2 separate regions of the Homo sapiens genome follow, and region 1 is linked to region 2. The links are chromatin loops, found by intact Hi-C in ENCODE. Cell type or tissue: PC-3. All regions are shown on one strand. Each heading gives the region's core, and the rest is flanking DNA. Links, peaks and the distances in the headings are about the cores only. Region 1 overlaps FSTL5 (follistatin like 5). Region 2 overlaps FSTL5 (follistatin like 5).

Region 1 (4,412 bases), core at 277-4,276, 220 kb before region 2:
TTTAGTAGAGACAGGGTTTCACCATCTTGGCCAGGCTGGTCATGAACTCCTGACCTTGTGATCCACCCACCTTGGTCTCCTGAAGTGCTGGGATTACAAGGCGTGAGCCACCGTGCACGGCCGCCTAGGTTTTCTTCCAGTGTTTTTATGGTTTTGGGTTTCACATTTAAGTCTTTAATCCATCTTGAGTTAATCAGGCAAGAGAAATAAATAAAGGGTATTCAAATAGGAAGAAAGGAAGTAAAATTGTCTCTGTTTGGAGATGACATGATTGTATATTTTGGAAACCCCATTGACTCAGCCCCAAAACTCCTTAAGCTGATAAGAAACTTCAGCAAAGTCTCAGAATACAAAATCAATGTGCAAAAATCACAACCATTCCTATATACCAACAACAGACAAATAAAGAGCCAAATCATGAGTGAAATCCCATTCACAATTGCTACAAAAAGAATAAAATACCTAGGAATACAACATACAAGGGACGTGAAGGACCTCTTCAAGGAGAACTACAAACCACTCCTCAAGGAAATAAGAGAGGACACAAACAAATGGAAAAACATTCCATGCTCATAGATAGGAAGAATCAATATCATGAAAATGGCCATACTGCCCAAAGTAATTGATAGATTCAATGCTATTCTCATCAAGTTACCATTGACTTTCTTCACGGAATTAGAAAAAAATACTTTAAATTTCATATGGAACCAAAAAAGAGCCGATATAGCCAAGACAATATTAAGCAAAAAGAACAAAGCTGGAGGCATCACGCTATCTGACTTCAAACTACACTACAAGGCTACAGTAACCAAAACAGCATGGTGCTGGTACCAAAAACAGATATACAGACCAATGGGACAGAACAGAGACCTCAGAAATAACACTACACATCTGCAGCCATCTGATCTTCGACAAACCTGACAAAAACAAGCAACTGGGAAATGATTCCCTATTTAATAAATGGTGCTGGGAAAACTGGCTAGCCATATGCAGAAAATAGAAACTGGATCCCTTTCTTAACACATTAGACTCTCCTTTTTCAAATTTAAAATAGCTCCTCCAACTATCATCATCACACTCATTTTTCAACAAACAAAAAGAGAAATAGATGACATATATCTTTTCTAGTATCATAATTGAGATATGAAAAACAATAATTACCTTCTCAATCCATTGGCCAAAAATTTGTCATAGAAAAAAGTTTCAAGGAGGACTGAGGAAGGTAATCTTTAGGTAGGCATCCATAGGCTGGCTAATATTGAGCTTCAATTACTGAGGAAAACTATCAAAATTTATGTGGTAGACCACAAATAGTCTTTTCTCCATACATAGTGACAAAATTAACATTTTTATGAGAAGTTATGATCCAGTCATATAAGTTCTTTAAATTTGTGCAATTGTTATAGGAAATCTATATCTTAGGACAGCCAAAAATAACACTTCTTTTTAGAACAGGGATTCATTCTCCTTTCTTGTTCTAGTGAGTATTTGCCATGTTTTTTTGGCAGAATTATGTACCAGACTCAGAGAACAAAATAGGTATTACTTAAAATTTCTAAATTTATTGTATGTAGGGCTGATGCTGTCAATATTAGTCATGTGTACTAACTTTCAGAACTTTTTACAAATGAGGGTCTTAGGAAAACTTTCCTCTAACCCATACAACTTTAAGGCCTTTAAGAAAATTGACATGATAGAGAAGGTTATGGTAGAAAACTTGTAACTTAAAACTTGTAAGCCATTTGCCATAAATAAACAGAACAAATATGAAATGAGTGTCATGAAACATTGGAAAACCAGCAGCAAAGGATGGCAATCCCTGAAAGAAGAGAAGAAAAAAGACAAAAAAAAAAAAAAAAAAGGAAACAAGATGTGGTGTATAATTGTCTTGGCTTTCTTCCTGGCGGCATCCATTGACATTGATGCAGAAAGAGAGAACTGAAAGGTCTCACTGAACTAAGGATACGAGAAGTTGGAATTCACAAAAAGTTGCCAGCTGGAATTTTTAGAGAAGAAAAGCATAAAGTAGAGAACTCTGCAGAGACAGCTACGGGAATCTAAATACAGATCTGCTGAGGCTTTGGCTTAATGCCTAGGATGAAACTATTCAAAATCAGGCAAAATTTTATGACTACGGAAACCACTACAATCAGGGAGCTTACATTTAAAAGCTACAAGAGCTTACACAAGGATAGGTGCCATATGAGTTGGATTAACCAGAATGGAGAGACTTAACTGAAAAAAGCAGACTAGGGAGACTTCATAAAACATCTCATACTGCATATCAGAAGGAGAGTGAAACAGATCCCACTGTAAAGGCTACTCTAGACAGACTCAAATATAGTTTTTTTTTTCTTTTTTAAAGTCTCAAAAAGATTAAACTGATGCCTAAACAAAACTCAATGCTTCGGCAAATCTATCCTCTCAACAATGTTCAGCATTCAATACACAAATTAACAGATGTGAGAAGGAGTGGAAAATATGACTCATGAGAGAAAAATGTCAGCGAATAGGAAGAGACAATAAATTTCAGACATGATAAAAATTGCAAGCAGGGACTTTAAGTAGCCAGTATAAATAGGTTTAAAGATTTAAAGGAAAACACAAATACAATGAAAGAATAAGTAAGAATTATTTTTTAAATAGAATTTATGTCGTTGAAAAATATAATATCTAAAATAAATTTAGGAAAAAGAACTCTGGTAGAGAATAACAGCTGATTAGACATACAGATAAAAGAAAAAATGTGACCTTAAAGTCAGAGCATAAAAACTATTGAAAGTGAAGTACAGTATGTACAAATGTTGAAGAGACAGAGAGAAAAAAAGGAAGAGAATTCAGTGATTTATGAGAAAATATCAATCAGACACACATACCTATAATTTGAGTCCAAATGGATGGAGAAAACAGAAATCTATTTGAAAAAAATAATGGCCAAACGTTTATTCAAAGGTTTTAAAAATATATATCCCAAAGTCCAAGTAGCTGAGTTATCTCTAGCAGAATAAAAATCCAAGTAAAGAAAAGCAAACCAAGGCTTACCATATATAAATTGCTGATACCCAATGATAAAGAGAAACTCTTAAAAGCAGTCAGATAAATGAAAAAAAGAGACTAGAAATACTAGAAATACAGCAGATGTCCTGTTAGAAACCATGCAAGAGCAACCCAGAAGACAATAGAACATCTATAAATTGTTGAAAGAAAAATAAAAACCAAAAACTGCCTACTTAGAATTTAATATCCAACAGAAATATTATTTAATTTAAAAAAAAGTAAAAATATCTTCATACAAACAATGGCCAAGAAAATGTATCAGGAGCAGACCTGAACTTCAAATTATTAAAGCATGTTTATTAGAGTAAATGAAAATTCAGAAATTCAGTTTTACATGAAAAAATGAGGAGGATCAGAAATGCAAATGTTTTGTTCTCTTGCCTAATTTTAAAAACCTCTCTGAAAGATATGTAACTTTTAAAGCAAAAATGGAACAATATACTGTGTGTTTTATAACATACGTAGAAGTTAAATGTTTGATAATATTATTACAAAGGATGAAAATGGCAGAGATCAAGGCATGCTGTTTTAAGGTTCTTTATACATGAAGTAGTAAAACATTATTTAAAAATACATGACAATATGTTAAGTTTCATATCGTATGTGTGGCTTATAGCAATATCTGACAAAAATTTTAAAAAAAGATATAACTAATAAGTCAGTAGTAGAGATAAAATGGAATTCTAAATGTTATGGAGTACACCAGAAGTCAGTACAAAAAAGGAAATATTGAATAAAGAATGAATGAGGCTGGGCACGGTGGCTCACACTTGTAATCCCAGCACTTTGGGAAGCCGAGGTGGGCATATCACCTGAGGTCAGGGGTTTGAGACCAACCTGGCCAACATGGTGAAACCCCCTCTCCATTAAAATATAAAAATTAGCTGGGCATGGTGGCAGGCACCTGTGATTGCAGCTACTTGGGAGGCTGAAACAGGAGAATTGCTTGAACCTGGGAGGCAGAGGTTGCAGTGAGCCAAGATCGTGCCATTGCACTCCAGCCTGGGCGATGGCGCAAGACCATTTCAAAAAACAAAAACAAACAAAAAAAAAAAAAGAAAGAAAAAGAAAAAAAGAAAAAAAAATGGATGTGATCATTTGAAAATGGATTGCAAAACCCAGTGAGAATAAGCCCAGGATACAAATGTTTAAGTTACCCCAAAGTCATACATTTTCAAGGACTTCTTTCCCTGAAAGTGACCATAATAAAGAATCAGGGAAAAACTTGGTTCTTTGGACTTTGCATGTAGTTTAAACTTTTGGACTTTCTTTAGACTTTAAATTATAAGGGCAGAAGAATTTAATTTTGGATATTAATTACTTTGGACTAATTTTTTGGAACTTTAATCTCTTCA
Region 2 (4,412 bases), core at 327-4,326:
TTTTCTCATAAATAGCAGTCTATTTGATGCTTCGTTAATATGATATTTTTGAAGCTTTTCTATTAGAAATATTTCAATTATAAACCTGCCAGGAATATTATAAATGAATTAAAATATGTGAAAGAAATGCAAAATATCTTTAGCCAAAATTTGAATTTCATTTTGACCCATGAATGTTATGTCCATCACATCTTATCAGTTAATAAACCCACCAAGCAAAACATTTACATCATGGAAAGAGTAATGCTCATCATCAAACTAAAAGTTAGACCTCATTTATCCCATGCTGTGTTTGAGTTATTTCTCTGAGTGTCTTCAATATATTAACCTATATAATACTAAAATGACTTAATGGAATAGCTCTATTCTTATTTCTCTATTTCAGATGAAAAATTTATGGCATACAGGTTAAGTAATTTAATCATAGGTTCATAGATTTAAGAAATGGTAGAGCTAGAATTTGAATTTAGGTAGTTTGGCTAAGAAATCTATGCTACTTTCCAGCTTGCCAAGGGAGAGTGAACAATATTAATCATTGTAACTTACAAATTCTATTACAGCCCCCTGTTCCAAAAAAACATACTTTCTAGTCTATAAAATACAGAAACATAACTAAAAAATGTAGAAAGAACAAACACTTGACTTAATATGGAAAGTTTATCAACCCCTATCTTTATAGACTTTTTGTTAGTTTAGGATTTTTTTTGCAGGGTGAAAAAATAAAGAAATGCCCATTGTAATACTTTTTTTTTTTAAAGTATTTAGTATTCATGGGAAAACAGCAATTGAGAGTATCTTCAAAATCTACAATATTGGTCTACATCTGTGGTTCTCACATTACAGTTAAAATGCAAATTCTCAGCCCCAATCAAAACTTTATCAATCACAAACTCCTGGTATTTGGTCCAACAAACTGATTTAACAAGCTCTTCAGGTGAACACTCAAATTTGACAACCACTGATTTTTACTTCCAACAATATAATCTGGTGATAGGACCCATTTGGAAATCTAAAAAAAAAATTAACTCTCTTAAAGATGAGACGAGCCTAATTTTTAGCATTTCATGCCAAATGCAAAGTGTTTTGTTTTAATAATCTGTTTTAATAAAGAAAAAAACCCTAAAACATTAGAATTTCTAAACTGAGTGAAATGGGAAGAAAAGTGGAAGGTGAGGGGGAATTTAGACACATTTGAGGCCCAAGGGAAATTATGAGGCGCTAAGAAGTCGTTACAGTAAAGCCCTACTGAAAGATCAAAAAGGTAAACCCTATATTAGGTTTGATATTAAGACTACTTATTATTAAATGATTGCTCACAGTTACCGAAAAGCAAGGTGCCTAGATTTAGAAACTAACTGTAATACATACTAGTAGTGAAAGTGTGGAGGAGTCATTTGATCTTTCCATGACTTGGTGTTTTAATACAGTGATATCAAAACCTGGTTCGTGCATTTTTGAAATGATTAAATTACATGTGAAGAGCTTGCGGCAGTTTATAGCACATAGCTAGTTTGCCCCCTCCCCGCCGCCAAGTGTTAGATTCTCCTTTTAATGTAAACATAGCACACCACGGTAGTGATGAGTGAGTTATGAGAGATCCAATAAAATATTAATATTTTACTTACAACTGTTTTGAGTTTAATACTAAGTGGTATCAATTCAGTTTGAAGATATCCCTTTATGATGCCCTGATGTTTGCAAAGGAAAAATACATGAAAAAAAATAAAAGATTTTTGCCTGAACTGTTTTGATGCTAGAAGCAAAGAGATTTTTGACTCAAATTACTTTACTTTTTATCTCTATTTTTCACTTGACATCTTATTCACCTAGTCTGTATTTTAAAGTACTATATGACTTGCTTGACTCCAAAAAAGAAATGGGAAAGCAAGATCTAATGTATACAAGAAGATAACAACAGCCAATTAAAATTAATATTCAAGCAGAGCATTAATATATTTATTCATCATTACCATTTTATAAGACAACGGCTACATTTTCTTTCACAAAGGGGTAAAAACTATGACAATAGGTTGTTGAGTAAGTAACCAAAGATAAGTTCGTGAATGCTGGAGTTGGGTTATGAAATCAGGCAGTTAAACTACAGTCTGTGTATTTAACCATAGGGCTGTGATTCAAGCCACTTGAAATAAGGATGTTTACAAAGAAATATTGATTCATAGCCATAATAGCAATTCAAATATTGACATAACATGCGGGGCATCTGTTCAAATTTAGATTACCACATCACACAGATGTAGTACAGAATGCCATAGATGCTAAGATTACATTTAGCTAACTGATTATTCAAATAGTGTTGCCCTCTCTTAAGGCACTAATTATACATTTTCTTTTTAACACTGTGGTAAGATTCCTTTCTCATCTTCATCCTGACTGCTTAGTTCTAAGTTTAATTTCCATATGTAGTCTCTGAGGAACTGAAAACAGGTGATCTCTTATTTTTCCATAAGTGGCTAGAAAGAAGTTACAAAATCTTGCCTCTAATGATTAATTTCACATAATGGGATAAATATAGTTATACAAAACCCGTTCAAACCAGAGAGAAGCATGTCTAGAAAAGACCTAGAGAAAAATTTTGATATGACAAGTTAATGCCTCCTTTAGAATATAAGAACTACAGCAACTGTCACTGTCAGCAGCTTTCACCACATGGCCTGGCCAATTTTCACCTTTCATTATTTATGTCAAAGGACATTTCAGAGTCTTCATATAGTCTAAATTTAATTTTTTAAAGAGTCTTTGAAAAGAGAAAATCTTCCTCAAGCTGGCAGATGGAAATGAATATACAAAGACCTCCTTTTGTTCTCAATTGAGACAGAATTGCCCTGATTTCTTTACCTCTTAAGTAAAGCTAACTTTTAATTTAGATTTTGTTAGGTTGCAGTTTTCATAAATTACCCCTTCTAAGTGACTGAAACGTAATTGGAAATGTAGAAATTTCATTTCTATTAAGGTTGAGTGATGTTTTAATTCAGAAAGTACCATGAAACTTGTTACCTTAAAAAATGTGAACTAAAAACTGTGTAAGTAGTTATAATAGAGTGTTCTTCAGGAAGTATAAATATCTTTAATATAAACAAATATTTTTATGACTTCTTATAGGAGCCCACACAATCCCTTACAATAAAATTGGTGAATATTATGAAACATATTTTTGTCGTATTTTAAGTAGTTGACAAGTTTATCGTAGTCTATGTGGATAGATTAATATCTGTTTCTTTCAACGGGAGTTTGGAAGTACTAGGAACCATGACAAAATAATGACAAATGATAGTGAATATGTTTCACTAAGCAGCTTAGAGGTTAGTATTAGACGGTGAAAAGTGCTACACTTGTCATATTCTGAAGATAAAAAATTAATAAAACAGCATTTTGCAATCTCAGTCTTAAAAAATACTGTTGCAAACATCTTAATGTTTTCATTTTTGTTGTTCATGCATTTATTGTAAGGGGGCAAGTAGTTCTGGGAGGACAAGAATAGTACAAAACTGCATATTTCCTATATGAACTATATTATTTCTTCTCTTTAATCTTTTTGTGGCTAGTATCTAGCATAATTGGCAAACAGTAGGGGTTGTATTTAGGCTTATTTATTCATTCAATGCATATTTATTTTGTAGAAGAACGAATGGAGCCTGACAAAGTCGTTCTCAGCTTTATGCCTTCATGTGGTCTGGGATTTTCTTTAAAGAAAAACCTCCTTAGAGAAATATGAGAAAGAATCATCTTGGCAATTTCATGAGAGCCTTCTATTTTATCATTCTGTGTTCCTAATGGGAAAGCAAAATCCTCTTTTTCAGGAATTCTATGTCCTACATTTAAAATCTCTTATCTCTTATGTAGCCCTAAACATACTATTAACACTCAGAATTTTCAAGATGACTGATACATTCTTGTAAAACTGTAGGTGAATATTTTATTTTATTTCTGTATTATATATAAATATTTATAAGTATCTTATCTAGCTAATACACATAATAATAATAATAATAAAGCTTTTTGAGAAAATTGTCTCTACATAGTAGGCATTCTATCAAGTTTCTGGAACACCTGATGAGTTGTGATTGAAATGTGTGAAAGACAAATTAAAAAGAGATTCCAGTTGTGTCTCTATTACTACTATGCTTCCTTTCTCTTAGCAAATAAATTGCAGAATATGGAATTATTTGAAAATGTCTTTCTCCTGGTCTTCACAGTATTTAAGAATAGAATCTAACTTTATGATGATACTCAAGCCATGACAGTGGATAGAATTATTCAGTCATTGAAAAGTCTCATGCCTTTGTAATCTTTTAAAAATAGTTAAGTAATGTGCTATTCTGTTCATGAAAAGAAGCCTATTTTGATCTCTTTTAGTATTTTCTCCATTGAAAAACAATGGATTATCTGAATTT

Evidence for each region. A loop is a pair of places that touch in the nucleus more often than their neighbours do. Peaks named below come from ENCODE experiments on the same cell type or tissue, not always from the same donor. Only the 100,000 strongest peaks of a DNase experiment are listed, where the experiment ranks them.
Region 1: a loop joins it to region 2, with 4 times the contacts of the local background. A loop is called at or near these places in 1 of 110 quality-filtered maps.

What each region holds. Positions count from the first base shown.
Region 1 is chr4:161,575,631-161,580,042 of GRCh38, forward strand. The region is part of intron 8 of FSTL5 (follistatin like 5); the gene reads right to left. Among named protein-coding and RNA genes, the nearest start is that of FSTL5-AS1, 440 kb to the right of the region's middle. In PC-3, for the core only: no CTCF peak of the experiment used is centred there; no DNase peak of the experiment used is centred there.
Region 2 is chr4:161,797,732-161,802,143 of GRCh38, forward strand. All of the region lies in intron 4 of FSTL5 (follistatin like 5), which reads right to left. Among named protein-coding and RNA genes, the nearest start is that of FSTL5-AS1, 220 kb to the right of the region's middle. In PC-3, for the core only: no CTCF peak of the experiment used is centred there; a DNase peak (open chromatin) is centred at 2,130; H3K4me3 peaks cover 929 bases; H3K27ac peaks cover 894 bases.